Regions from separate parts of the Homo sapiens genome. Here region 1 is linked to region 2. The links are chromatin loops, found by intact Hi-C in ENCODE. Cell type or tissue: upper lobe of right lung. All regions are shown on one strand. Each heading gives the region's core, and the rest is flanking DNA. Links, peaks and the distances in the headings are about the cores only.

What was found. Hi-C counts contacts between places; a loop is a spot of excess contacts. Peaks named below come from ENCODE experiments on the same cell type or tissue, not always from the same donor. Only the 100,000 strongest peaks of a DNase experiment are listed, where the experiment ranks them.
Region 1: it touches region 2 in a loop (6-fold over the local background); 44 of 110 quality-filtered maps call a loop at or near these places.

What each region holds. Positions count from the first base shown.
Region 1 is chr17:40,630,997-40,633,808 of GRCh38, reverse strand. SMARCE1 (SWI/SNF related BAF chromatin remodeling complex subunit E1) reads left to right here. Exons shown (of 11, transcript NM_003079.5): 8 at 1,442-1,614; 9 at 2,116-2,217. Among named protein-coding and RNA genes, the nearest start is that of SMARCE1, 15 kb to the left of the region's middle. In upper lobe of right lung, for the core only: no CTCF peak of the experiment used is centred there; no DNase peak of the experiment used is centred there.
Region 2 is chr17:40,778,402-40,781,213 of GRCh38, reverse strand. KRT27 (keratin 27) reads left to right here. Exons shown (of 8, transcript NM_181537.4): 2 at 1-26; 3 at 758-914; 4 at 1,353-1,514; 5 at 1,587-1,712. Among named protein-coding and RNA genes, the nearest start is that of KRT27, 2.7 kb to the left of the region's middle. RefSeq lists a silencer at 1,403-1,697. In upper lobe of right lung, for the core only: no CTCF peak of the experiment used is centred there; a DNase peak (open chromatin) is centred at 1,583; H3K4me3 peaks cover 797 bases; H3K27ac peaks cover 837 bases; H3K27me3 peaks cover 716 bases.

The DNA.
Region 1 (2,812 bases), core at 306-2,805, 150 kb after region 2:
TTACAGAGTTTTAAAAAAACTGTATCTTACCCAGTAGTTTTAATTTCAGAAGTTTATTTCCTAAAGAAATTACTCAAAAGGAAACAAAAGTAATTTTTTTAACTTTTTACAAAAACAACAGTTTTTAGCTGTAGTATTTATAATAATGAGAATTTTAGGAACTACTTAAGTGCCAGACAATAAGGGAGGTGCTAAACTGACATAGCAGCGCAACATAGGCCTCTGTAACAGGGTTTCCCCTGTAACAAGGTTTTCTTAAGTGTGGTTCCTCCCTGTCTGGTGGGTCACTGAGGTGATTAAGTGGTTCAGAGAGGAGCGTTTGTTTTAATATGTATTACTAAAGAGAAAGCTCTTTTTTTTTTTAAGTGAGTTAGTTTAAAGAAAAATATTAAGTAAACGATAGTACAGGCTGTTAGTAGATATATGAAAAACTATGAAGGTGATAGAGCAAAGACTGAGATTAAGGAAACACTAGATAGCTATTAAAAATAAGCCTGTAGTGTGTGTGCAGTGGCTCACACCTGTAATCCCAGCGCTTTGGGAGGCCAGGATGGGCAGATCACATGGGGTCAGGAGTTCAAGACCACCCTAGCCAACATGGTGAAATCCCATCTCTACTAAAAATACAAAAATTGGCCGGGCGTGGTGTCATGCGCCTGTAATTCCTGCTACTTGGGAGGCCGAGGCACAAGAATCACTTGAACCTGGCAGGTGGAGGTTGCAGTGAGCTGAGACTGGGCCACTGTACTCCAGCCTGGGTAACAAGAGGGAGATTCTGTCTCAAAACGAAACAGAAGCATATAAACCAGACCCATACTGTATGAACTTGGGTCATACCATTACACACTGACAACAGCTGGCTAAGTGTAAACTGACAAAAATTAAATTTGGAATCAGACATTTATTTTTCTTCTATAAAATTACTTGAGGGCCTGGGAAACTGAATATTGTTAGAGGTGATGTATTCTCTGCTGTCATAATTTTACAAATGGGCATTTTCATTCATTTTTAAAGTGCTACAAGTGACAAAGTCACTGCCCAGTTCATATGTTGTTCATTAGTTGTTAAATGCCTTAAGTTACTACCAAGAGAGTGAAACATTGGGCAGAATTTCAATTACTGCCATCACATACAGCCTTCACATTGATTCCGAAGCCAGAAGAGACATGTTGTATCTCGTTTATGTTTTAGCCAAATCCTTCTCAGACACAACATTATCACTTAAAGACTGTGAGATAAATTACTACCTTGGCCAATGAACACATTACGTCCTCTGTATGGTTTTTATCAAGTAACTGCCCCAGTGCTCCCATGACGCTGGGCAGGTCCACTTGTTAGGCCAGTGAGGGCCATAGTTCGTTGGTAATTAAGTGTTAACATTGTTACACTCCTTTTTATGGTTACTGGTGACCTGATTTCCAGAACAATTTGTTCACTCCAGATTATGATGATGGCTTTTCAATGAAGCATACAGCCACCGCCCGTTTCCAGAGAAACCACCGCCTCATCAGTGAAATTCTTAGTGAGAGTGTGGTGCCAGACGTTCGGTCAGTTGTCACAACAGCTAGAATGCAGGTCCTCAAACGGCAGGTCCAGTCCTTAATGGTTCATCAGGTAAAGTCATAAAACATTCATTTCAATAAGATGTGCCTATACCACAAATCCCAGGTGATATGATTCCTACACCATGCCTAAATCTACCTGTTAAATATGTCAATCTAACCTGTTCCTGATTTGGAGAAGAGGTTTAAGGAAGTGGACCTTTCCCAGATGTTTAATAAGTTTGTCATTAAAAACTATAATATAGAACCTTGTAATGGAAAGTATATTCGTTAAGAAATACGTGTGAACTTAAGAATTTTGAGGCATCCTATCAATCTTTACTGCTATGCTAAATATTTTTTCCCAAGGAATTGCTCAGGCCTGAAACAGTATTCTTTAACATTTACCTATTGATCATAATCATTTCTTTGTGCTGCATTTTGTATTTTTTAAATCTTAGCTAGACTCATGTGATAAATGATCTAAAGTTCAAAACATTATTTGGTACACTGTTTGAAAGTATGGACCATTAAAAAATGAGACACAATTATGAAGCCTGATCCTGTCTTGCAGCGAAAACTAGAAGCTGAACTTCTTCAAATAGAGGAACGACACCAGGAGAAGAAGAGGAAATTCCTGGAAAGCACAGATTCATTTAACAATGAACTTAAAAGGGTATCTGTTTAATATGTTAACTATACTTTTATCACTATACCTGTTACTTTATTTTTCCTCATTCTTTTTTCCAAAATAGTGTTTTTATTGAATGTTGTTCACTTTGAAACAGGGCTAACTTTATTATAAACCTGTAGGATCCTTTTTTTATAAGATTGTTCCCATTCTCTGGCAAAATTGCAATAAATTTGAAATATCATAGAGTATACACATATCTTCTAGGCCTGTAAATGCTAGAGCCCTCTGATATGTTAAACTCCCATACAGTCATTAATTACTTTCATTTTATTGTGATTTATTCATCAAATGTCGTCATTAAATGTAATTTATAATTTGCACTTTGCATTCAGACAAGGAAATCTAGTTGGTAGCCCAAAATGTAAAACGGAAGCCTTATGTATACCCCAGAACTTTCACTATTTTGCCTCACCAGCTGCTCTGGAATATCCTATATTATACAACTGCTAGAGCTGCTGTTTTTTCTTGTAGACCCAAGAGTTTCAGAGAAGACCTAGAACCACATTTTTTTGGCACACACACACACACATACAGGTGTATAGATATATATATATAGTTTATAGGCAAGAAAACCAAC
Region 2 (2,812 bases), core at 32-2,531:
CTAACAGCTGATGACTTCAGACTAAAGTAAGTAGAGCTGAAGATAAATGGGAAAAAAAAGTTGTCTAAGCATTTTTTCTCCTTTATTCTTCTAAGTTATTTGACGTTGTCTCAAGCCTTTGTTCTTGTTTATTCATGTATTTGTTTTAAACAAAATGCCTGTTAGAATGAGTAACTAGCTGAGCAACAAATTTTACTTGGGAAATTTCGGGACTAACAAAAACGAGTGTCAAAGTCATATGAGAAAGAATTTTGGCTATTCCCATTCTCTTGCTTCAATGAAATGTATTTATTGCATGATAGATGACCTAACTGAAATGTGTTTTTTTAATTAATTAATTTATTTATTTATTTATTTATTTTTTGGAGACGGAGTCTCGCTCTGTCGCCCAGGCTGGAGTGCAGTGGCGCAATCTCGGCTCACTGCAAGCTCCGCCTCCTAGGTTCACGCCATTCTCCCGCCTCAGCCTCCCGAGTAGCTGGGACTACAGGCGCCCACCACTGCGCCCGGCTAATTTTTTGTATTTTTTAATAGAGACGGGGTTTCACCGTGATCTCGATCTCCTGACCTCGTGATCCGCCCGCCTCTGCCTCCCAAAGTGCTGGGATTACAGGCGTGAGCCACCGCGCCCGGCCTGAAGTTTTAAGTATTATCTTAGTAGTTTTACCTCAAAGCTTAGTCTGAGTTGTATGATGATCTAAAAAGTGATGTGCCATGTCTAATGACTAATGATGAAACTTCCAAATACTTTTCTAAGGTTTGAAAACGAGCTAGCGCTTCACCAGAGCGTGGAGGCGGACATCAATGGTTTGCGAAGAGTCCTGGATGAGCTGACCTTGTGCAGAACGGACCTGGAGATCCAGCTGGAAACTCTCAGTGAGGAGCTCGCTTACCTCAAGAAGAATCATGAGGAGGTAGAAGCTCCACCCGGCTGGCTCTCACAATCGCCTCCCTACCAAATTTTAAAACTAATTTCAGATGATAAATATAATGTCTTAAATTAACATTCAAGAAGGAACCTGTCAGTTTCTCCATAAGGCTTAGATTGTTTGAGACGCTTCTATTCATTCTTCTCAAAAGAAACAAACCTCCCAAAAAGTTTCTAACCCTATAGATCTTGTCCATCTGACTCCTTTAAAAATATTCAGGCCAGAAGCGGTGGCTCATGCCTATAATCCCAACACTGTAGGAGACCCAGAATGGAGGATCGCTTGAGGCCAGGATTTCGAGGCTGCAGTGAGTCATAATTGCACCACTGCATTTCAGCCTAGGCATCAGAGCGAGACCCTAACTCAAAAAGTGCAATAAATAAAATATTCAGATCCTAATTCCGTTAAACAAATATCTTTCAGGAAATGAAAGCTCTTCAGTGCGCGGCTGGAGGCAACGTGAACGTGGAGATGAACGCGGCCCCCGGGGTAGACCTCACGGTTCTGCTGAACAATATGCGAGCTGAGTACGAAGCCCTCGCAGAGCAGAACCGCAGGGACGCGGAGGCCTGGTTCAACGAAAAGGTAAAACCACGCTTGGGTGCGCCCGGGCGCGGACTCAGCCCCAGCGCCCTAACGCGGCCCCTGCCGTTCCAGAGCGCCTCGCTGCAGCAGCAGATCTCTGACGACGCTGGCGCCACCACCTCAGCCCGGAATGAGCTTATCGAGATGAAACGCACTCTTCAAACCCTTGAGATTGAACTTCAGTCCCTCTTAGCAACGGTAAGCGAAAAGTTACAAAACAGATTTGCTTTAGAAATTGAGAAAAAAATAATCGAAGAGAATTTTCTTCCAACATAATTACATATTTTAGTTTTTAACCATTAATTACAGTGCTTGACATAAGACATATTTGCATTTTGCACATGACAATCCTCTTTGCCTACAAAGTATAGCTGGATGCCAATAATTATGAAATATTAGAAATTAGCAAATACAGTCAAGATACTGGAAAAAGAAAATCGTTTTGACTTTGAATCTTCTATCATAAGTCAAAATATCAAAAACCACTCATATGTGGAGGCTAAAAAAGTTGATCTCAGAAGTAGAGAGTGGGATAAGTGCTTACTAGAGCCTGGGAAGGGGATGGGGGGATAGGAAGAGGTTGGTTAAAGGATACAAAATTACAGAGAAATAGGGAGAATCAGTTCAAGTGTTCTATAGTACTGTAGAATGACTACAGTTAAGAATAATTTATTCTATAATTTCTAATAGTTCAAGGAGAGGATTTTGAATGTTCCCAACACACACAAAAAAGATAAATGTTTGGGACCATGGATATGCTAACTGCCCTGATTCTATCACTACACATTGTGTGTTTTGAAATATAATTATGGAACCCCATAAATATATACAATTCTTATGTGTCCATTTAAAAAAAAAGAAAAAAAATCCTACTGCTTAAAGAGAGCAAAAATACATTTGCACCACTCCTAGCTTCATCTAGCATTCCTTTTGGCCACTCAATTAAGAGCACTTACAAGTTCCTTTGTAAGTGGCATAGACAGAGGAAAAGTCGAGGCATGAAGGCTGACTATAAAACTAAACATGTGTAATGATAATCATAACTGCTTTCATTAAGGGTTTGCCCAGCACTTCCGCCCACATGTGAGTCCACAACAACCCCGGGGCATGGGCAGGGCAGACGTTATAACTCATGTCATTATTTCCAAAAGAGGACTCTGAGATTCGAAGAAGTTAAGCAATTCCCACAGTCCCACAGTTGGGTATGAAGGAATCCAGAAGTTCTCTCCAAATTTTCTAACTCCCAAGTCTATACTTTTCCCACTATGGCTAGTAAACCACCAGAGTTTATCCACAGA